Regions from separate parts of the Mus musculus genome. Here regions 2 and 3 are each linked to region 1. Evidence: chromatin loops called from intact Hi-C (ENCODE). Cell type or tissue: heart. All regions are shown on one strand.

Region 1 (8,000 bases):
CTCCTCTCGCTCGCATTGCAGAGGTAAATAACTGCAGTGATTCCTTTGACAGCACCGTCTGAGTAAACACAAACATAGCCCTACCGTCTGCAGCTCTGAAGCTCGGATCTGGAGGCAGCAGTTCATGGCAGCCTACCCATCAAGGATTAGAATACTCGTGACACTGTTTCCTCTGACATCTCCTCTGGTTACTGCGGCTCCCTGGCACTGGAAGGGCACTGAGCACAGGCCTGACACCTGCTGAGCCACTGAGGGCTTGCAGCAGCTTCTTCAGGTATGCTCATGGGAGCTCAGGCAATGGCAGTGGGCACTTCAAGTAGAAATTTTATTTGGTAAACCTACTAAACTCCCCCTAGTAACATCCTTTGGTGATCTAAGTCCCACCCTCCACTGAATTCGGTCCCTCAACTACAAATTATTTGAAGTTTGTGAAGTATGTTTCTGTCTTCCGAATCATAGTAGCCATGGAGCAGAGCTCCCTGGAACGTTTCTGAGGAAGGCAGCTCACGGTGACACTGTGTGCCAGCACATCATTCCCACGGCACACCTCAACCCAGCACATATTCTCCAAGTGTCCTGCTGAGAGCCGAGTACTCACAGGTGCGAAGCAGGTCGATGCCGCTATTGTGGTTGCCGGGGTCCACATACTTCTCCATGAACTGCTCGTTTAGTGTGAAACTCATGCATTTGGTAACCACATCAAATGACTCTGGAACAAGAACAATGACTGCTTGTTATTTTCCTGGAAAAGATGCCATAATAATCTTTCAGTGGTTATCTTTGGAAGTAAAAGGTGATGCAGGAAGACATTCCCCCAAGCATGCATAATCTATGGCTCCCAGTGACATACAGATGACTCTGCTGCCATCAATGAGTTTCAGGGACAGTCTCAAGATTTAGACACAAGGATGAGAGAAAGGAAACATAAAGGAACAAAGGAGAACGTATGTTAGGAAACCAGGAAATACGGACAGGGACACAATCTGAGGAATTCTGATTTTCTCACCGAAACATTCCATATCAACCACCGTCCTCAAAAGTTGACATAGTCAACCTTCCTAGGTTTCTGGACAAAAAGCTTCAATCATTCTTACCCATATACATTCTAACAGAAAATCCTAACAGCTACTCCTTCAAAGTAGACTCAAGATCTAGCTACTACCCAGGGTTACTATGCTGCTCTGATTCTAGTGATCTCACATCTGAATTACAACCAGCTCCTAAGCAATCCCAAGCTGATAGCCTTGCACTATGCCCATGGGTTTAGATATGAGCCAGTGACAAGGTCAGCTCTCCTCTTCGGATGTGTCCCGCTCACACCTGCCAGGATGTCTCTGCTTATGAACCGGAGGTTTTACAATACACTGCAGCTGTGTTCCCTTTCTTTGAATGTAAACCTACTTTTCAGATCTGGTATTCCTTTTAATAGATGGAAACTTAAGCGTGTTCTGCTATGATTTGAATACAGTGCTTACTCAGTGAAAGGCCAAAAGAAGTAAATATAAACAAAAATAAACTGTAAACTTTCTAATTTAATACTTGAAAAATTAAAGTCTTTGTGTTGATAGAATTTTTGAAGAATAATTCTGAGAGACAACTTAGATTCTTCTGTAATTTTGTTTAGGTTATTAACTCGTTATAGTTGTACAAGTCTCAAATATGTACAGATTTAAAGGCAGAGTTGGTCAAATTACATTCTCTAAAATACAAGGCAAATGATGGAAACCTACTATAAAATAGGTAATCATTTTTGGTTTTGTTTGCTTTATGAGAGAGTCAGAGCTTCTCTGCATAGCCCTGACTGTCCTGGATCTTGCTCGGTAGACCAGGCTGGCCTCAATTCAGAGAGATTCACCTGTCTCTGCCCTCGGAGTGCTGGGATTAAAGGCTTGTGCCACTGCCGCCTGGCTAACATAGCTAACTGTAAGAGGGCAATCAACTCACAGTTTGACTTGATTCTGCAACTCACATTCTGACTTGATTTTGAATACCACAAACTGTCAAATATTTCAACTGTTCAAGCGAATTCCTCGTGACATGTGGCATGAATAAAAAACAATTTAATTGGCAAATAAGTATGAGGATTCAAGTGTTGATCACAATATGAGGTGCCGTGGTATCATCGGGGACAATGGGATTGCACGGAAGTTGAGGCAAGACAATGATAGGAATAAAACAGATGCAGAAGACTTTCTTAGGGGAAGGAAGCACAGACAAGCTTGCACGTCACTGGGCCATCATTATTAGGACGTAAAGGACGTACCTGTCCTTTCCGGTGGCGCATACCAGTGAGTGTTTTTGGGTATGGTGATGCACCGTCTCCACAGCCCCAAGCTGCCGTTGTATCGGAACAGAACATCGTTGTAAGTCTTCTCATCCGCCTCGTCACCGAGGAAATCTTCCCAGGCGATTTTATTCGAGTCACTTGAATTCTCTTGAATGGGACTTCGATACTCATACCAGAAGTCCGTGCCTATGGAGGCCGCCATGTAGATGGTGGAAATCAGACTAAGCACACAAGCAATCACAAACGCAGTAGCAAAACGGTTATCCATTCTGGCATTCAGACTGCTCTGTTTTAAGTTAAAGAAAGAAAAGTCAGACCTCAAGAGCAAATCAGAATATGCTAAAAAGAAAAAAAAAGCCCCTTTACCCTACTCCCCATCCCTTCTTTCCATAACGCAATGCATTTATCGATGTAAAAAATTTACAAACAAAAGGGCAACAAATGTTAAGTTTAAAACAAAAGGCATTCTCATGAAAAGTACTTATTGAATGCTCACATACCCAAGATGCTACGGAGACAGAAGTCTTGTTCTCTAGTCTATCACCTGCATACTAAAACAGACAACACTGAAAAGGACATACACATTACAGGTACAAACAACAGACATGCCCATGGTCAGCAGTGCAGCGTGCACACCTTAAATGCAGAGTGGATTTTTACACAAGCTATAAACATGCTATGTGTTTTCAGGCTTGTGTGAGAAAAAAGACAGCAGAATAGGAAACGAAGACCCCCCAGCTTTTTTAGTGGGGAGGCTTACAATTATAAATAAGGGCAGAAGTGAGGTGTAAGTTGGAAATCAGAGTTGAAGGTGTTAACCCGAGGGGAAAGTTTAAATGTATGTCATAGCAAAGAGAGCAAAAACACCATGTTAGTTATCAATCTCCTTCAATTCAATTAAAGCTAAGCCAAGCCTCTTGACACAACCGGATTCTTCACTCCTTACTCTCCCCGCCCCCCATTCCATTACACACTTCTCAACCTCCCAAACTGTAATACTGCTCCGTATATCCTAAAATATAGCACAGATCCATAAAAACTAAATAATCCCTACTCGCAAACAGAAAAGTGACTTAGGCAAAATCTGAACACTCCCTAGGCGTGGACAGGGCTCCACGGCGGTAGTAAATGGCCGCGGTAAAATGACTCAAGGCAAGATCACGCTGAGTCAAACCCTGCCAAATGTATGCACACCGTGACAGCACCAAACCCCTCGTCTCAAGCACCCGTGAAAACAGGCTTACAAACTGGGGAGCGGAGTTTGGAAAATGGGGAGTGACTGGGGAAAAGACCGGGGCGACTACAGTCATCAATAGCCCAGCAAGTGCGATTTGTATTCTGATTCTCAAAATTCTCGTCCATCCTGGTGCTCTCGGATGACCTTAAAGGCCGGGTTCTGGAAGCTGCGCCTAGCGCAGTCACCCTGGGCCGCACAGCAGGGCCTGGCATGGGCGGGCGGAGACCGGCAGGGCTGGGCGAGCGCCCTGGGTACCCGAACCCAGCCAGCCCCGGCCCCTTGGCCCGGAGCCCCGCCCCTCCCCGCCCCGCCTGCCGCTCCAGCCCCCGGGCCTGGCCGCGCCAGCAAGGAGCCCTTTCCCCAGGTCGCGAGCCGAGCCGGCCCGCGACCCCGCGAACTCACCGCCCATCCTCTCACTCCACCGGCTTCGCCCTCCAGCTCCGACCACAGCACCCTACTCTCCCCGCGCCTCCTCTGACGTACTTCCCTGCAGAGCCCGCCCCCTCCATAACTCCCGCGCCTCCGCCTCCACCTCCACCCCAGGCCGGGCCAAAGCGGCCCTGGGCCGAGGGGCCTTGTGGGACTTGTAGGAATACTGGAGGAGAAGGGGCTAGAGCCAGAGGAGAGCATGCCTGACGACGCGCGAGGAATTGTGGGGAATGTAGTTCTCTCCGAAGAAAGAACTCTGAAGATCAGTGAGGAAAGCTGAAGTCTTAACTGCGGGATTGTTACACCTCAAAAAAGGAGGGACCAAGCTCCAGAAAGTGATGGGGGAGGATCTTTGGTCAACCATAGTCAAAGGCTTTGATTTAGCCGAGATCTAACGTCGAGTCTTCTGTTTTCCCTACGATAACACCCTACCTCTAAAAATCAGTACTACGGAGTTGATGAACTTTAATGGAACTCTACTCTTCAAATATCAACCCCCCTCCCATTTCCTACATCGTCCCTCCCATTTGAACAACGTGTTCTTCTGTTTTGTTTAAATGTAACTAAGGATCTAACTAAACTAGCATTATAACCTGATATAATTACGTTATTCTTGTTTGAAGAAATCTGTTATTTGCTCTCTACTGTAATCAAGTTCCCTGTTTGTTTCAGTTGTAAAAAACAAAACAAAAAAACAAAACAAAAAAAAAAACCCAACTTGTAAATCCGAAGGATACTAGATTTCAAAAATGTTACTTTAAAGTGTGAATGTAATATGAAATGGAATTTAGAGATCATTTTCAACAGAAAAAGTTGTGGGTAGCCTCGGAGACAGATGGCTGTGTGACATGGAAGCAATGGAATGATTCTAAGCCCTCAAATACTTCACAGGAATTTCTAAACAGGTAGAGAAGATTTTTTTTTTTTTTTTTAAGTTAGAAATCGTTTGCCTTTAGCTTGTGGTTCCGGTTCACCATCACAGGCTGTGTCTGGAAAAGGACTTCTGGCAGAGCCCAGTATCCACAAGGCATGACTAGATTTTCACGGATAGCATCAAATGAAAACGTAATTTGCCTCAGGTGTCATCTTGAAAGCTCGATGAGTGTGTAGAGTCGAATAGTGAATCCACAGTAAGACTTGTGAATGCACTTATGCAGCAGATGTCTTCATCCACCGGCCTTCATGAGACGTCTACTTCCTGAAGTAACTTGTGCAACCAATTCTGGTAAAGAGACATTTTTTAAGAAGAAAAGAAACAGCCTAAGTTTGTAGACAGAGAAACTGAAGCCCATGAAGATGAACTAACTTGGCAAACATCAACACTGAGGTTAGTAAACCAATCTTAAGACACTGGACAATTTACTTCATAATCTTTAAGATAAGATTGCCTTTGGTTTTCAATATATGGACTTTTGAAAATAGAATCTATAGATAAGAAAATGTAAAAAATGTCAGGCAGAGGACCTGAGGATTGTTAAGGAATCATTAAAGCATTATTTACAATTGAATGTCCAGTGTTTGAATAAGATCAGTAGAAGTAGCTTTTTACAACTCCCGATTGTCCCAGATGAAGAGGAGAAGCCTGTCATAAATAGTGGTAAGTGTTCTTGCACACCTCAGCTGGCTTCCGGACCTGTCTGCTAACTACCCAGCTGCTAGACTTGCCAGGAGGGCATTTCAATGTGTTTGTTTAGTCGTGTGCTCTGGAAGTTCTAAGTCCTGGGCTCACAGTACACTTAGTCGTCATGACACAGGAGGTACGAGGTTCTGGAGTCACTCTACAAAGGACAATGATGCCTTCACCTTCCAACAGCACAGAACACCCAGAAAACGCTCAGAACCCTGTTCACTCACAAGCTTAGGGTCAACATGGAAGTGTGTCCTTGGGGTTTTGGCCACCCTGAAAGCCACAGAACAGAAGACCTCAACTTCCTTCTCAAACACAGTCCCACAGACCACACATTCACATTTCTGAGTTATCTCTGTATCTTTGGTGTTTTCCAATTTTTATTTATGCTATGTTCTGTGGGTAGCAATCATCTGTAATCAATTTTTAGAGTTAAATGTTTACTCCTACTTTTTGCTGGGCTGCTAGTCTCATATGTATTATTAATGAACCAAGTAACTTAGCAACTATCACAGATTATGGGATATAGGCTTCAAACAGTGTTGAACTAGGCTTCTGGCTAAATTTTCTAAAGCTGATGTTTCTAGTGTTCAGAAGGAAAGTGTTGTAGTTATGGTGCACTATAAATGAGCCCAGTAACAGAAAAATCTATATGGTTAGATAATGCTCTTTCCACAATAATTACCTTCCCTCTCAGGTTCCCTAATATTCTTAAATACAATTCTTATTTAAAATGTTCACTGTTAACTTGTGTTAATCAAAATATAGCAACCTTGCATATTCATCTTAAATATTTGTTCTATTTTTCTTATAAACTTTGGTGATCAGAAAGGAAAATAGAAATAGTTTCTGAGTTCTAGCCAAAGGCTAAAATTGTGATCAAAATTGCTTTGTATCTGTCTACTATAGAACAATGGCTAACCTTGATTCAGAAAAAAAAAAGCAAATAAAAAATTGCATCTTAAAAAAATTTACAAATTGCATCTTAAAATAACTGTGGGGCATTCACCAGAAAAGACTGCTCAGACATGGGTTTAAACCAATAAAAAGACTTTATTAGCAGGCTGCTGACTACCCTGGGTGTTCAGGATACCAGTGTATATCTGAGCCTTTCTCAGGGTAAGCTTTTCAGCACAAAAACCATATTCTAGATTGGCATACTTCAGTTAACAAAAATAAGTAGCCAGAAGAAGAACTACATAAGCTAAGAAGAAAGCAAGGTAGAGACTTTCCCAGAACTATAGACTTTGATGGGCTACGTGTTTGTTTCCAGGTGATACTGTGTACATGCCGAGTTCTATGGTCTGCGTGGCCTTAATGGAGTCACCTGTGCTTAGGTCAGGGGCTAAGTTCTGGGCTAGTTTGTCCCTGTTATTTATAAAATCCTATTAAGTGTCTCAAAGTGAAATAAATTATAGTTGTTTGATTCCTATTGCTTGTGAATGATAATATAATAAATAACCATTTGGAGATGAGAAATTTGAGTTAAAATTGTACTTTATTTTAAAAGACTATGGGTCTTTCTGGGTCCGAGTGACCTCATTAGTTAAATAGCTATTAAACCACTACTCAAGTCCTAAATTGTATGACTCATAATTCAATTGAAAAGATATAACCGTAACTTCAAATTACAGTTATCATAGATTTGGCAGCAGCAGAGATTGAGGTATATACATAGTTGACATGTATTCAAGTTTATAGGTTTGTGAATTTCTTCTGACATAACAAGATATATTAAGTTAAAACATTGGTATAAAACAAAAAAGTATGCTATGTTAACTAGAGACATCTTTCTGTGTTAGTTTATGTTGTGATGAAATTGGTAGGGCTATTGTAGAACAGAAACTGTCCAAAAGGATTGTGAAAAGTTCTTGTTGGTTAGAAATGGCTCCAAATCCAAGCATGATTCAATCTAGACTTATAAGCGTTTATTGGCTACCTACTGCAGCCAGACCCTGTTGAATTGCTAGGGACACCAACATAAATAACTTTGTTATGCATATCATAAATGACTATCAGATCTATTTTTTTTTATTTGTGTGAGTGTGTATATGTATGTGGGCATGCAGATGCTATAATCACACTTATGGAGGGTAGAGACAATCTCTGATAGTGGGATGTCTTCTTCCATGATGTGGATCCAGAGGATCAAAATCAGGCTTGGCAGCAGGCATTTTTTTATCCAGTGAGCCATCTGCCATCCCCAGATCTACTATTATAAAGAGGCCTAAAGCATGTTCTTCTAGAATAATAGCGTAATTTATCCATGAGTAAATATGATTTAGCAAGAAAAATAATAAGCTAAATGTGGGTTCCCTAATAAGAGCAAATGTATCCCTCCTAGTTTGGCATGCTATTTTAATAAATTCTAAATTCTCCAAGTAACTATGGGAATAAAAAAAAAAAAAACTCTTAGAGTA
Region 2 (8,000 bases), 1.5 Mb after region 1:
TCACATATGGGGATTCTTGTCTTTAGCATCTAAGCTCCGTGTAGTTTCCCTCCACACAAGAAAGCTGACAAATAGGACATTGTGGAGAATAACAAGGATATAACAGAACTCTGACATCTAAGGAGAAATCATAAAAAAAAATTGCGGTTTTGATTTTGATTTCTATTCAATTCTTTTCCTTTTTTTTTAAATTAAACTTATTTATTTATTCACTTTACAACCCAGTATCAGTACTTCCTCTCCTCTCAGTACCCCCTCATGTGAGACCTCTCCCCACCCCATTAGAAGGGGAAGCTCCCTCTGGTCGTCAACCCTCCCTCCAACCCCTCCTTAATTCTTTCCTTATTTTTTATTACATGGTGTGTGTGTGTGTGTGTGTGTGTGTGTGTGTGTGTGTGTGTGTGTGTAGGTCAGAGAACAACTTGAAGGAGTCTGTTCCTTCTTTCCCAGCTCAAACTCAGGTTGTTAGGGTTGGTGGTGAACCCCATTAGCCTCAGAGCTATGTTGCCAGAGTTATTCTTGGGAGACAGCAGACTGCATGTTAAAGAGGACAATCAAGCAGGCCACGAAGAAGCTCATATAGGGTGGGCCTAAGACTTGTCAGCTGTAGGAGTGACCTACCATGGAAGGGAGTGACCATTTAGCCCTGTGAAGCCTTCCTTTGACTTCATGAAAGACCCCCCGAACTTGACGCGAAGCCCAAGAACTCACACTTATGAATTAAGTATATTATACAACATAAGTCACATAATGATATGACCCCAGATACCAAATAATAAATAAAAATATTTTTATGTTTTCTACAATTCATGTAAAATGCTTCATTTGAAAATAAAATTTGATTTTCTCCAAGGATAATGTGAAAAGTATTATTTATACCTTTTTTTATAGGATGTGAGGACCACAATTAGATGCATAAATGCAGGCTGGGGACACAACATCTCACTGGATGATGTTGTGAGTGGACAGACAGCATTAGGCACAGGTCACCTCCACATAAGCATAGAACCAGGTTTATGGAAACAATAGAAAAGGATTTTACACTCCTCTGCTCCAGAGAAAGATATATAAATGAAATGTTATAGTTAACAGAAAAAAATACCGTAAGAAAAGTGCTGGTATATTTCATTATGACGTCTCCATCTCTTAAAAGCTTTATTTTTTGGTTTGGTGTGAAGCAGAGATCTATTGCTAGAACTTACTACACTCTTCTTGTGCTTTCCTGCTCATATTTTAAACATGGAATGATCCAGGTAACTAGAAGGACCTTTTGGGTAACGGAAAGAACACTCACAAAAACATGCAGCCAGCTAGACAATGTTCTGTGGGCAGTAAAGACATTGTGATCACAGGGAATGAGGCGTGTTGGGAGACGTGGGAAACTAGAGCTGGAGCCAGAGCAAGGGCCAAAGCAAGGCCTTCTGATGAGAGGACTCACAACCAGAACTATACACACTAGCTTCCACACTAGCTCAGCTGCCTCCTTACCGATAATCCCATGTATTTGTGTGTGTGTGTGGTGGGGTAGTTTTTCAGAAGACCAAGCAAGGTAAAGGAAGATGATGCTGAGAAAGAACAAAAGTAAGATTAGAAAGGGCAGAAGACCTACGTACAGCTGAAATACGCGATCTCCCAGCAGCTTGCATATTAGCAACCCACAATGAGGCAAACACCAGGGAGAATGAATCAGAGGAACCTATTCAAGAATGACAACCAAAAGCATATTAATGTTGTGAGACTTGCACAGGTTGGATGCCCACATAGTTGGTTCTGAACAGGTTAAGGAGAAGTCTAAGGAAGGTTTAAGCTATTTGCACAGAGTGAAAAACTATTTGGAAAAAAAAGTATATATATATATATATATATATATATATGTATGTATGTATATATATCTATCCAGATATCATCTGTTTTTGAGACAGGGTTTCACTGTGTAGTCCTGGTTGTCCTGAACTTACTTTGTAGACCAGGATGACCTTGAACACATAGATCTGCTCTGCCTCTGCCTCCCAAGTACACCTCCACCATCTGGAATAAGTAATATACGTTAATAGAATATTTTACCAAACAGACTATAACATAGTCACTAATTTGATTACAATAAAAATGAACTTCAATAGAAGGCTAGAATGAGCTTGACTGGTGAACAATTGCTTGCATGTCACTGAGTAGTTTTTGAGCCACTTTTCTGCAAGCCTTCCAGAACAACTGAAGGGATCCATCAGAGGATATGTGTCTCAGAATGGCGATCTGACCTAGAGTCACACCTTTTATTTATTTTTGTTTTTTCAAGGTTTATTTATTTATTATATATACATACACTGTAGCTGTCTTCAGGCACCCCAGAAGAGGGCATTGGATCTCATTACAGATGGTTGTGAGCCACCATGCGGTTGCTGGGATTTGAACTCAGGACCTTTGGAAGGGTAGTCAGTGCTCTTAACCACTGAGCCATCTCTCCAGCCGCCACACCTTTTATTTTTTAAAACGGTCATCTATAGCCACATTCTATGTAAAAATGAATTTTCACAATGAAGAACTGAACCTTACACATCTGCTCCAGGCTTGGAATTGAATGTTCAGCTTTTTATTGTCTCTTTTTGGAAGGAGAGCCATCATGTTTTGGTTTATCACTGGGACAGCTGTGCTACATTATTTAAATAGTTTTTAAAATTCTGGAGCATTTTAGGTACCAAAGTATATTTCAGAAAAAAAAATGATGGATACCCTTGAAGGTACCTCTCAGCTCCTAAAAATGAAATATTAAACATTAGAACCAATATAGTGGCAAACACCTCTCGTACTGCTTCTTTGAGCGGCGGAGGCAGGAAGAACACTTGCGCTTAGGAGCTCACAGACACCAGCCCCGGAGTCAAGCCAAACCTGGTCTTGCCGGGTCTCCAAAGCAAATTCTGAGCTCCTCAAGGTTACTAGTGAGACTGTCTCAAAAGACAAAACAAAACATAACCAGCCAACCAATCGAACAGAAACTTACTTTACTTAATTAAAGCTATTTCTGGTCATTCCTGCCCCATCTAAAACTTAATTGTTTTCAGTTTTTCTACACATTACCCCTGCATTTCTCAGTGTGCATGCATCTATTGCTAATATATTGATATCAAACATAAACGATGCCTTTTGTTTGTAATCTGTTTGGTTCATCTAACAATGGCATTTTCAGATTTATCCATAAATTTCATGTAGTTAACTGCATCGTTGTTCCTGGGCTTAAAAATATTTGTTCAGCTCCTCCCTGAATCTGTACTAGGCAAAGATAGCCCAGGGGCTAGTGTTTTGGTAATACTGGTACTGTGGATGAAACCTGGGTGCGGAACAAGGAGGCCCATTTAGAGGGACAAATGGGACTTTGGCTAGGAAGGGAAGGATCTCGGCAGCTTTCTTTTTTTTTTTTTTTTTTTTAAGATTTATTTATTTATTATATGTAAGTACACTGTAGCTGTCTTCAGACACTCCAGAAGAAGGAGTCAGATCTTGTTACGGATGGTTGTGAGCCACCATGTGGTTGCTGGGATTTGAACTCTGGACCTTCGGAAGAGCAGTCGGGTGCTCTAACCCACTGAGCCATCTCACCAGCCCCCCTCGGCAGCTTTCTTAAACTGATTTTTTAAACTGGAATTTCAGTTTCAGAACTACAGTTGATTCTCCTGGCTGTTAGAAGACATATTTAAGATAGAAGACTAGAGTATAATTTTCTTAACTGGATAGCTTGACAGAGTCCTTCGTGTATTTTTATTTTTCTTGTAGCTCTGGTGATTGAATCATTGAGGATGCTGGGCAAGTGCTGTATGGTTTACTAAGTCCCTGGCCTTTTTATTTTTTTGAATGGTCTTTACAAATGATGTGGTATGTCCTTTCCTTTTTTTCTATTCAGCCTACCTTCTCTGTGTGAATTCATACTTGCCCTCCTCTCTCCACTAGCTGGGATTCTCAATTCTGGCTCACACCGGACAGCCAGAGACCCAAACATTAAGACGCCAAGCCAGGATGCTTCACTTTCAGAGTCTCCTCTGAGCCACGCCTGCCCGCAGCGTGGCGCCCCGCCCCATCCCGGAGAACCCCTCCCACTCCCCAGGGTCGGCCCCGCCCACAAGCCTTGTGCCCCGCCCACTCCGTTCGCGGGCCCTTGGCATCCTGGGATTTGTGGTCTTCCATAATCTTCTCCCTCTCGCAAAGCTCCGGGCTCCGCCTTTCGCCCTAGAGACGTGGTGACGTTGCATCCTTCCAATTCCTCGCCTCCTCCCTCTTTCGCTCTGGTGAGTCTCAAGTCTCAGACTTCATAACTCCTTTTACGACACTGAATCTCTGAGACAGTCTCGGTGCCAGGTCCACTTTTCGGCAAAGTGACGTGGACGTCAACAGCAATGGCGGAAGGAGAAGAGCTTCTGCCACTGTCAACGTCGGGCGGGGACAGCTGGTGAGTGCGAGCCCAGGTTTAATTCCCACTGGCCCCTTCTCTTCCTGTTCGCCATCCTGCCTGTCCCCGAGGTGCTGGCTGGCGGGGCGTGGAGCAAAAGGCACCTGTCCTCCTCTGAGCCCCTGCCCCGCCCCCTCTGCTTCAGGGTCCCCTCTGCCCGCGGGCTTCTGCGGCTGGGGCAGAATCCCGGGGACTCAGGGGCCATCCTGGATCTGCGCCTAAGTCAGGTCCTCCCGCTTGGCCCAGCGAAGAGAGTGGCTTCCCCACTGAGTTCGCCGAGTCCCTAGCCAGGGAGTTGGAATGGGCGCACTAAGGAGGAAGTTCTTGGATGGAGATCTCAGACCATTTGAAATGAGATCTTTTGAAATAACCACCGCGACCTTTGACAGTGCAGAGGTCGTGAGATACACCCAGCAAGATTCCTTCTACGTAGTTCAGGGTTGTCTTTAAAAAAAAAAATTATTATTATTAATTTTGTTTATCTCCCAACAGTTTCTAACATTTGTTATTATTATTTTTTTTTCTTCCCCACCACTTTCCTCACAATTTAATTTCATGACTTGGAGGGCGTTTTGAATTTTGTTACTGTTTCTCCCGGGCATTTGCATGTGTCTCTGGGGCTGTGGGAAGATTTGGTTTTTAAAGGAACTCATGTAGCCCAAGGCTGGCCTCGAACTTTCTGAGTGGCTGAGGATGACTGTGGACTTCCAATGCTTTTGCTTTCTCCTCCCGAGTGCTGGCTTGTAAGCTCCATCCTGCCTGGTTTGTGTTGGGCTGGGGATTGAACCGAGGGCTTCCTGTGTGCTAGGACAAGCATTCTACCAACTGTGATACATCCCCAACCCTGCCAATACCTTTTTGGTAGGCATTATTTTTCCCACTGAGGGTCATTAATTTTTGGTGGACACTTCTACTTTTGAAGTTGTGTGTGTGTGTGTGTGCACGTGTATATCTTACAGTTGATCTAACTGTATTGACCAGGTGTAAGACTCATGGATTTTGCTGTTGTTTTTCACAGTGTTTATATATCACTGTCACGGTGTACCTACACACAATGCAAGCCTTTGGTAAATTTGTACTTTACTAATTGAGGACAATAGAAATAACAGAAAGGAATACACGATATAGCAGTTGAGTAGCTGGTCTTCTGGGGACTGACAGGTACACATGTAGCAAGCTAAAGTTAATTTTGTTCTCTGAGATTGTAAATAAGTGTTGTGGGAGTTCAGAAGAGGCAGAAACCATTTCAGCATGCATTACAAAAGCTCATGGAGGCACTGGTGTGTGAGTTAGACTCTGAAGCATCAGTAAGACTTACCTTAACATTGTTCAAAATAGTCACTATAATGTGAGCTACGGAAGGAATTAATTAAAATTTCTTTCCTTTGCCTCATTGAAAACTTAAAAAACAATAACAAAAACCAGGTAGAACTTTTACTATGTTTAAAAAAAATATATCCAACACCAATGTATTATTTGAATATGTGCTCATTATTTAAAAGCAGTTTTTCATTTATTTATTTGTTTGAAGGCAGGGTCTCACTGTGTAGCCCTAGCTGGTCCAGAACTTGCTATATAGCCTTGTCTGACCTCTGTCTCCTAAGCTCTAGGATTAAAGGTGTATACCACCACAACCAGATTTAGTTTTTAATTTTTACCCATATGAAAAGATTTATGTACACTTTATACTTATCATGAATTTCAGTTGGTCTAGCCATATTTCAAATATTAAATACCTTACAGAGCTGGAGGCTAAATCCCAGATTGTGCTATGCTGTTAAGAGAATAAAGAAACGGCAGAAATGGAGGCAAAGGCAGGAAAATTAAGGATTTATTTGGGGAATAATAACTAGCACTGCTTGACTTAAGAGAAAGATAGGTCTGGAAAATCCGTACACATTTATGAGGGATGGGTGGTTATGTAAGTTGCATTCCCTAAGTGCAACTTAGGGACTTGTACATGGTAAACAGGTGCTCTGCCTACACTGATCTATAGTGTCAGCCCAGTAAAAAGATTCCAACCCATTATGGAAACCTTTTAAGAATCAATGATAAGGACTTTCTAGAAAGTGACCTAGTGGTTATAGCATGAAGTCCGGAGCTTGGGAAGAATTTTTCTGAGTTAAAACATCGTAAGGAAGTTCTTAGTTCATGTGTGTGTGTGTGGTTATGGGCAAGGTCTCTCTAGTGGATGGTTGCTGGTAGCAACATTTGTTCTCTTAAAGGTCCCATTAAGGTCTATGTCTTTTGTTGCTCTTTTTGTTTTTCAAGATAGAGTTTAGTTTCTCTGTGTAGCCTTTGTTGTCCTGGAAATCTCTGTAGACCAGGCAGGCCTGGAACTCACAGAGATCCTCCTGCCTCTGCCTCTGAGTTGGGATTAAAGGAGTGCGCCACCACTGTGGGGCCAGGTCTTTGTCTTAGGGTGACTATTGCTGTGATGAAACACCCTGATCAAATGAACTCGGGGAGGAAAAGGTTTATTTGGCTCACACTTCCGCATCATTGTCATCGATGGAGGAAGTCCGGACAGGAACTTACACAGGGCAGGAACCTGGAGGCAGGGGCTGATACAGAGGGCATGGCGGGGGCTGCTTACTGGCCTGCTCCTTATGCTCCTCAACCTGCTTTCTTATAGAACCACCAGCCCAGGGCTGACTTTTTCATCATCTCCTATCAATCGCTAATTAAGAAAATGCCTTACAGGCTTGCGTACAGCTGGAGGCATGAGATCTCACCTCTCAGATGACTTCAGCATGTATCAAGTTGACAGAAACCTACCCAGCACAGTCTGCGTGTTTGGTGTGGGTTCCTTGTTGTTTTATTTCCATGAGATGTTTGTTGAGATTTTTAGTCTCCCCCCATCCTCTTCTCCCCTCTCATCTCTCCAGTCTCACTCTTCCTGACCAGCTTCCGTAGAGTCAGGAAAGACTTTGGGATTGGGGGCCATAGATTAGTAAGCCCACTTTTCTTTGAGTGTTTGGTAAATGAGATCCTTGCAGAACGGTTTCTAGTTTAGCTGTCATGTTTTAGTTTGACTTGGTCACTTGTAAAGTTTTCCACAGTGTATTTTGCAGGTTACCACCAAACTCATCCTGATGGCTAAGGATCATTCAGTCTACAAATGGAAGTGTGTAAGAATAAAACTAGGCTGGGTGTGGTGGCTTGCTGGTGATCCCAGCTTCATTCACCCAGGAGAGTGAGGCAGCGGAATTGGTGCAAGTTCAAAGTTAATCAGAGCTACATTGTGAATTTTAGGGCAGTCTGGGCTGCTGATGAGACTCTGTTTCAGAAACATGAAATAGTTAAAAGTGAGAGGAAAAAAGGGGTCAAGGGGGTTGGGGGGGGGAGAAGGGAGGAGAGAGAGAAGCGGGAATAAAGGGAGGGAAGAGAGCCGAGAGAAAAACCTAGGCTCCTGTCCTCTAGGATTTTATGATCTAGATCAGAAGGCTAATTTAAGAACATCAACGAACATGGGCCTGATTGGGCATATCCTTAATCCCAGCACTCAGGAGGCAGAGGCAGAGTTTGACCCCACCCTGATCTACATAGTGAGCCTCAGGCCAGA
Region 3 (8,000 bases), 270 kb after region 1:
CAGAATTAGAGGCTCAATGGCCAGCTAACATGGCTTGGTTGGCAAGCTCCAGGCTAGAACGAGATCCCATCTTACAGAAAAGATACACGGTGCCTGAGGAACACATCTGACGTTGTCTTCTGGTCTCCATGTGTACACACAAACAATTCAGCTTAGACTTGGAAAGCGCACACACACACACACACACACACACACACACACACACACACACCTGTAGAGGGCTACCTTCTACCACCCCAAAGCTGGGGTGTACTTGCTTTGAGCTCTCCAGTTTCTCTCTAGCCTCCTCTATACCATGAGGAAGATAAGAACAGGGAAGAGGCTCATGTCTGCAAAGCTGGAGAAAACTATCTCAATTTATATAAACGTTTAGAAAGTCAAAGTCATTAATAAATTATAGAGGAGGGGGAGCTACTGTGGAGGAAGCGTCCTCTAGAGGCAGGAGAGTGACTGGGGCTGGAAAGATCAAGATGAAAGCCAGACCATATGAGGACTGGATGCTTTTCCCACAGGATTTCATGTGCAAGTAGAGAACGTGTGAGCAAAGCCTGTGAAATACAAACAGAAGTGTGGGTGCAATTAGACGTCCTATAAAAGGACAATGTGGCCCAAGAGTCTGGAAGCTCCCCTTTAGCTCAGTAAGCCCACTTCCACTCCTGAAGTGTTTTTTCCTTATAAACTATCTACTTTATTTCTAATCCTGCATCCCTGGTACAACCCTTTTGTGCAGGGGCGTAAGAGCCTAGCATCAGTCCAGTAGCCTCGCAACCCCGCATTGCACTGCAGCAGCCTGGCAGTAAAGCATGCTTTTCCTCGTCCTTCTTCTCTCTTTTAGGGTATCCGATGTGCCCCCCCCACCCCTGGGGGATGCTGGTTCTCATTTTTTGAGGCCCTTCTCTCCCACACAGCGCTCACCCTGTTTACCAACTTTTCTCCTTTCCTGTTCTCCACCCAACTCTGCAGCTCTGACCATTTCCAGCTTATCTGCCCTGTCGTCTCCTCCTCATCCTGCAACAAAACCGTCCTAGAGAACTTCTCTCTTTGACTGAGATGGGCACTGGGTTTTCCTGGTAACGCTTTCTTTCCCATACTTTGCTGAAAATGAGCATTTTTTTCCCATGTTAGCCCTGCTTGCTAATTCTCCTGTGACACTGACATTTTATTTTCTGAATTTAACTGAAAGTTTTCTTTTCAACAAGCAAAAAGGACAGTGATTTGTACAATGTAACACTGTATTTATCACTGTAATGCAATTTAGAAGTAACTCTAATGTCTGAATGAATAATCAGAAAATTACAAATGTATATGAAGCAGAGGGTATTTAAAAAAAACAAGAATGTTAATTGAAGTACATTTTAAAACTTTAAATGTTTTAAACAATTTAAAGATGTTTTTCGCTCTCCTCTATCAGCTCTCCCCATTAGTGAATTAATATATAATGTGGGTAAAAAAGCTTGTTTGCTGCTGTGGTTTAATCATTTCTAGAAGTGCTGAGTTTCTGAGCTCGGGACTCGTGCTTAGCTGCTGGGGATCATAAGAGGAGGCCGAGAGGACACAGACCACACAGCTAAGCACCAGGCTTTCCTGTATCAGAATAGACTGAGCTTCCCACAGGCTTTTCCATAAAAGACACAAGTTTATATATTTATTTATTTTGGATGAGCTGGAAAAATACAGATGAAGTAAGTGAGCTGGAAACTCGTAATTGAGAGCAAGAACCCCACCAGGGAAGAGTCCGTGCCTGATCTACCTACCTTTGGTTACACTGGGAGTTACAGTCGTGTTTTTTATATCAGGAGTGGTAGTTGTCTCCGCCGGCTGCACAGGAAGTTCATTCCTACTTCGAGGTTGGAGCACTTGAGTAAATTTAGGGGCACGACCTTGAAAAAAGTTTGAAGAAACCTTTTTTTATTTTTTAAACATTAATAACTTAAGGAAAGTTCAGTTTTATGTTTTAAATATAGTTACAGGACATGTCAAAGTCTCACATTAAAAGCAGGCATACCTTTACCTAGTTTGGGACGAGCTGTAGTATTTCTGAGGTTATTGCCGTTCCGAGGAGGTGGAGTAAGCTTTGGAAGGCGACCTTAAAAAGGGGGTTAGAAATGCTTATACATTTTGCTTTGAAAAAAAATTATAGTTTAAAAAGAGCAATGTTAAATGTTCAACATTTCCTAAATTGCTTAATTCTGCAGAACAATTTTAAATCTCAGAATCCAATGGATAATTATACTTTGCATTAAATGCAAGAAAACTAAGATTTTTCAGGCTTTATAAGATTTTCCAGATTTTCAATAATTAAATAATTAACTAATTCATAGGTAACCTTAGAAGATTATTGGCTATCCAATTCTATAGCTATAACCTAATATATGCTATATTCAGTTCATTTAACGAGTGTGTATGGAGAGCCAACTATGTCTGGCACAATGATAGCTTTGTGAAATATAAGGAAATAACATTAAAACATTATAAAATATTGGGTGAATTTATTCCAGTTTTTTGTTAATTCAAAATAAAAGTTACTCAAGCTTAGGTTGCTGCTCTAACCCTCAATGCATGGATCTTAATACACAGAACCTAATTTTAAAAGTCTCCAAGACCAGAACTGGAGAGTCTCATTTGCATTGTGAAACTATTCTGATGGCAACATTTTAACAGGGAAACAAATGAGCAGTTCCTACTAGAGAGAGGACTTTGAAAAGTGTCAAATACAAAGAAACTGTATCTACCTGACATGATCATTACCTGATCTGATCATTATATACGCATACACACACTGAAATGTCTCGGTATACCATAAGTGTGTGATGACTGTGTGTCAGTTAAGTGGGAAATTTAAAAGGGCAATGGTGGGGACCACTGTTGGCCACACTGGCTCTTTACCTTTGAGAGTAAACTGACATCCGAGCAGTTCCACTTTCATGGCAATTTTCTGTTGCCACTGGACAGGGTTCACTCTAATGAAACGTGCAATAATTGGTGGCAAAAAGTTATTACGAACATCCTTGTGATAATCTTTGTTTCCTTGAAATATCTTTAAAAAATAACAAAAATTGGTATTTTACATCAAAAAGAGACCAGAACTAGACTGCTCCAGCTAAGCATGTTCAACAACATCGATAAAGAATGATGACAGAACAGACTTCTCAGAAAACAACTCAATCAGCATTTGGAAAAGCAGTTATTAAAACACTGCACATTTTACCTGGAAGCTTATCTGAGGGAAACACTAACTACAAAAATGTTGTTAGGATGGCTTACGAACTGGACAGGAGTGATAGCTAACCTGGCAATACGGGAAACGTTTCAACTGCAGGGCCACAGCTCATCGCATCAATAAACTATCATCGTCAATCCCTGTGGAACTAACGATCATCTAAAGTTTATATTTAAAGTGAAAAAGAGCCATCACACAAAGGCCTCAGCTCATGGGCCAGGCCTCTACCTCCACCTGCTGGACCAACCGTGTTACGGCACTCCTCACACCACAATCCCAGTTGTCAGGACTTGCTGCTTACCCCAAGTAGCAACAACCCTGAAATGCTATTCTGTGTTTGATTTAACGACTGGAACTCAACAGCTACACATGCATTATAAAAACAATCTTTAAGTAGAAAACATGATTAAAAGTGATTATCTCATTACCTCAACCCTTTCAAGCAAATGTGTTTTCTCCTCAGTCAGCCCTATTTATACAGTACTTTCATGGATTTGCCATTAGTGGTCCTCAAGGCAGGGCACAGAAAGAGTGGCCACAGAGTGACAGTGTGAGGCCAGCAGCAGGAGCTGAGCTGACTGTGACTTCTGACTTAATCGCAGGGCTTCAATGAGTTAAGCAGGGCCTTGTTTTCCCCTTGTGCCAAATTAGCCACATCCATTCCACTAGCTAAAGCGAGAACATGTGCATACTGGACTTCCTAAGTCATGCCCAAGTAGGACAGCTATTTCTTCCTGGTCCATCTGCCTGTAACTAGATTACACATGCTGGAAGATACATTAAGATCTTTTAGTTTCTATAATGTTCTCTCTATACTTCCAACAGTCCCCCTTTCTGTAAGCTTCCATACTTTCCCTAGCTCCTGCTCTAACATAGATTAAAGGCCAATGCTGACAGTTTTGTTATCAGTGAACAGGAACTGACTGAAACAACATTTCAGGACATAACTGTTGGCAAAGGCTGGGGATGTAGGCCAGACTGCTTGCTTATGTGCACAAAGTCATAAGTTCTCTTCCCATCTCCTCATAGAACTGGGTGTGGTGCAGCACATCTGTAATGAAGTCAGTTTCAGAATCACAAGTTCAAGGTCTTCCTCAAGTACACAGTGCACACTGGGCTGGCTATACGTGACCCTAACGAAATGCTCTAGTCCATCTGCCAACATTCACTGAGAATCTGATGCACAGGGAAGGTTGTTAGACATCCTTAGGAAACATTTTTGAAAAAGTACACACATTCTCTCTCATTCTCCCCTGAATACAAACATGGTGTAGTATTAGAAAGCAATAAATTATGGAAGTTTAGGAGATTGGTTATACTTTCTGGCTCAGGCTCTGTAGGTATGCAGAGACCTAGAAGACATGTCAAAACAAATACAAGTTACCCGAGAAGCGAAGAGATGGACAGATTGAAGTGTGAAGATATGTGCTATTTCATTAAGTTCAGAGCCTTCCTCTTCTGTCAGTAACTGAGTGAGAGAAGCTGGACCTCAGCCATGAACAACAGAAGAACTGGGAAAGGGCACGGCAGGACGCAGTAGTTCTCAAGACACTGGGCAACGGGCAGCAAAGGGTCAGAACTACAGAGTAGGGGCCCAAACAAGACACACTCTGCTTATCAGTACTGACTGGTGAATTTCCAGGTCACAGGGCAAGGCTTTCCCACACTCTAGAGAACTTGCTAGCCATGAGGTCAGCAGAAACCTAGAATTTCTGGGGTAGAGCTTAGCAGAGTAAGGACAGGAAAGGGACAGAATGAGTGTCAGCAGGAATGGATGAACTACAGCAAGGCCACTGGGCTCTGTATGAAACTTCCCCTAAGTCCTCAGCCAGAAGCAACTTAGAGTCAGAAAAAGAACCCTGTGATAAGTAGAACAAGCTTATGACAACACAGGCTTCAAAACGCTCTCCATCATCAGCTCATGAGTAAATTTCATAATACTTGGGACACTGTCTCAATGGTGACTGTCAAGTTAGCAATACGTATAAAGAAATGTTTTCCTGGTAGCTTAACTGCATCCCAGAATAAAGCTTTACACACACACACACACACACACACACACAGAGGATTAATAATGCTAATAAAAACACCCAGAAGCAATCAATAGCATAATGGCTAGCACTGAGGTGTGTGTTTGGTAAAATTACCAGATGAACACACTCCGTGCTCATATGCCTATGAAAAAATATATGGAAGAAAATTTAAAACCCAAGGTAAATATGAAGGAGAGAAAAAAAAATACAGTATTGGAATTAAAAATCCATTAGATGAAATTAAAAGGTTGGACACTGCAGGAGAATAAAACAATGGAAAGACAAACTAAAACAAAACAAAGAACCCCACAAAAACTAAACCAAACCAAAACAACAAACTCCTCCAAGGATACTTCATGGGGAGAAGAAAAAAAATGTAATGAAAGAACAAGAAGGGGCAACAGGGTCACTGTGCGGTCGCCATGAGATAGATTATGAAATAAGAAGCGGGCTGGGAAAGTCTGGGAAGTACTGCGCTTCTCACTGAAAGAAGCCGTCAGTCCCCACTCCACACAGCACCACCCATCTTCCCTGGGGACAGAGGTGCCTTCATTTTGAGATTCTCTCAAGGGTAGAGCAGGAAGCTGGGGATGGGACAACACCCCAGTGACATACTTCCAATATTCTCCCATGTTGTCCCTGCTTGTCCAGTTCCAGTGTCTCCACAGGATTTCACTAAAACAAAAATGCTGAAGTGTCTTGGAAACTATGGGAATTCTGCAGTGGGAAGACCAGATTTGTCCTGGCACAGAAACGGCTGAGGTGATCTTACAATGGCCTTTCTATCTTTAGTGTACTTCACCTTTTATTCCACCTCCCTTTCCTCTTGCTTAGTCAAAATCTGAGAACAAAGTCAAGGTTCCATTATTTGGTAGGCTTTATAAAAACCAAGGAACTGAAGGTAACTATTTAGAAGTTCTTACTTTAGCAGCCAAAATACTTGGATAATTATCCAATAACAATTATAACCAGTTCTAATTATACAATCACAAAGACCTAGAATCACCGACAATTTTCTAAGCCTGCTTAGAAACACTAGGAAGACAGTAGCAAGCAGTACCGAAAACAACCAGGAGAGAGTAGAGTGAGACAACATGGCATTTAACATTACAGGATCGCCTTACCTTGTCCTGGTCCACACCAGGTTCTCTGTACACAGTCCATCTCTGCCCATCGTCACTGTACAGGACTCTGTAGGCAGACACATAGTAACTGTGTTCTATCATGGTAGACCCAGTGGTTACGATACCTGCAGGATAGAGTTCTTCTCATGAGTGCGCAGCCTCAGGCTCCCAAAGTCAGCTAGACACACCTGATACGCCCTGCAAGCATTTCTATGGCTTGTTTCTATCTTTGTGGACAATTACATTGTATTAGCAGCTAAAGCCCTGGCTTTGCTCCCTTGGAGAGATGGAAGAACTGCGGGCACATGCAAGGAAAGGGCTATTGTACTTTTGCAGCCTGCATTCACACCATTAGAAGCTACATTCCAATTACTAGGAATGATTGCCTGGGTATGGACATTAAGCATGATGACTGGTAGGCAAAAGTCAGTCTTTTAACAAACGTATCTAAACCAAAATTATCTCAAGTCACTGCTAAGTTTACCTAAGTTAAGTTGATACTCAGTACATGTGGAATACAAGGTACTTAATAGCATTTAAAATACATTCTCCTTAACTATACATTTCTAAATAACTAAGATTTTTCAAGACTCAAAGATCACTTTACTGAAACTCTACCCTAAAAAGATCACATTAAACTAGAACAATTAAAAATTAAATACTAATTCTTCTTTTGGCCAAATTGAAAAAAAGTACCCAAGCAACATTAATACCCGCAAAGAAAACTGAAGCTATATAATTTTCAGTGACCTAATTTCCGAAAATTTCAGCTGCCATGGGTTTCCAAATAAACTCAGTGCTGCAGTGCAGTGCAGTGCAGTGCTGCAGAAAGCCGTGTCTCTTAACCTGTTATCTTCTTCTCCTTGTTAAGGTCTATCTGCAGCCACTGATGCTCATCAGTGGCAAAAGCAGCCCAGGGAGGCCCGGGTTTTCTCAGCCTGGCCTTCTCCGCTGTCCAGCTGTTCTCCTGCCCCATGTGGTCAGTCCACTCCAGTGCAGACGATGCTGTTATCTGGGGATCGGCAATCACACCAGACTCCATCCCCAGAGTCCCATAGCAACCTGAAGGAGAGAGGAAAATCAACTTGGTTCCCTAGAGTTAACTTTGAAATCTCTAAAACAGTGTTTGCTACAAACTTCTGATTTGCAAACAACTAAGTAACTGCTTCTTGGGACCCTGCCTTTGTGTCCCACCAGAAACCTACAAACATGCAGTCCGTCTCTTGTTGTCTGTAGGGTCCACTTCCAGGACATCCCATACTCCCTGGTGGACACTAAGACCTGCAAGTGCTTCAATCTTTGATATAAACTGGAACAGCACTGGCACATAGCATGCTCTCTGTTAACACCAGGTCATCTCTGGGATACTTACAATGCCAAAGGAAATATATATGTGATATATACACACAGTTGTAACACCATATTTTTGGGGGGAAACAACATTGAAAAAAAGGCTACACAGCACAGAAACAGGATTTCCTCTGAATCTTTCCAATCTGTAGGTATGAAAGCCATGGATTTGAAGGTCGTCAACTAGACATATTTACAAGCATTAGCTGTTAGTCTATGGAGATACACTATCCTGTCTCTGGGGACCCAGAGGTTGGAGGGCAACCTCCCCTT

Evidence for each region. Hi-C counts contacts between places; a loop is a spot of excess contacts. Peaks named below come from ENCODE experiments on the same cell type or tissue, not always from the same donor. Only the 100,000 strongest peaks of a DNase experiment are listed, where the experiment ranks them.
Region 2: it touches region 1 in a loop (12-fold over the local background); 3 of 42 quality-filtered maps call a loop at or near these places.
Region 3: it touches region 1 in a loop (2.5-fold over the local background); 8 of 42 quality-filtered maps call a loop at or near these places.

Annotation. Positions count from the first base shown.
Region 1 is chr16:58,724,011-58,732,010 of GRCm38, reverse strand. Cldnd1 (claudin domain containing 1) reads right to left here and starts at 4,101. Exons shown (of 6, transcript NM_171826.3): 1 at 3,927-4,101; 2 at 2,788-2,838; 3 at 2,264-2,573; 4 at 599-709. The coding sequence starts at 2,555. In heart, no CTCF peak of the experiment used is centred here; a DNase peak (open chromatin) is centred at 4,060; H3K4me3 peaks cover 1,971 bases; H3K27ac peaks cover 1,324 bases.
Region 2 is chr16:57,227,749-57,235,748 of GRCm38, reverse strand. Tbc1d23 (TBC1 domain family, member 23) reads left to right here and starts at 4,283. Exons shown (of 19, transcript NM_001358433.1): 1 at 4,283-4,435. The coding sequence starts at 4,383. In heart, no CTCF peak of the experiment used is centred here; a DNase peak (open chromatin) is centred at 4,228; H3K4me3 peaks cover 1,764 bases; H3K27ac peaks cover 1,362 bases.
Region 3 is chr16:58,450,163-58,458,162 of GRCm38, reverse strand. Dcbld2 (discoidin, CUB and LCCL domain containing 2) reads right to left here. Exons shown (of 16, transcript NM_028523.3): 8 at 7,224-7,439; 9 at 6,378-6,502; 10 at 2,887-3,037; 11 at 2,006-2,086; 12 at 1,755-1,880. Among named protein-coding and RNA genes, the nearest start is that of Gm33475, 22 kb to the left of the region's middle. In heart, CTCF peaks have their summits at 3,464 (motif pointing left), 6,129, 6,371 and 7,363; DNase peaks (open chromatin) are centred at 3,452, 4,842 and 7,342; H3K27ac peaks cover 5,087 bases.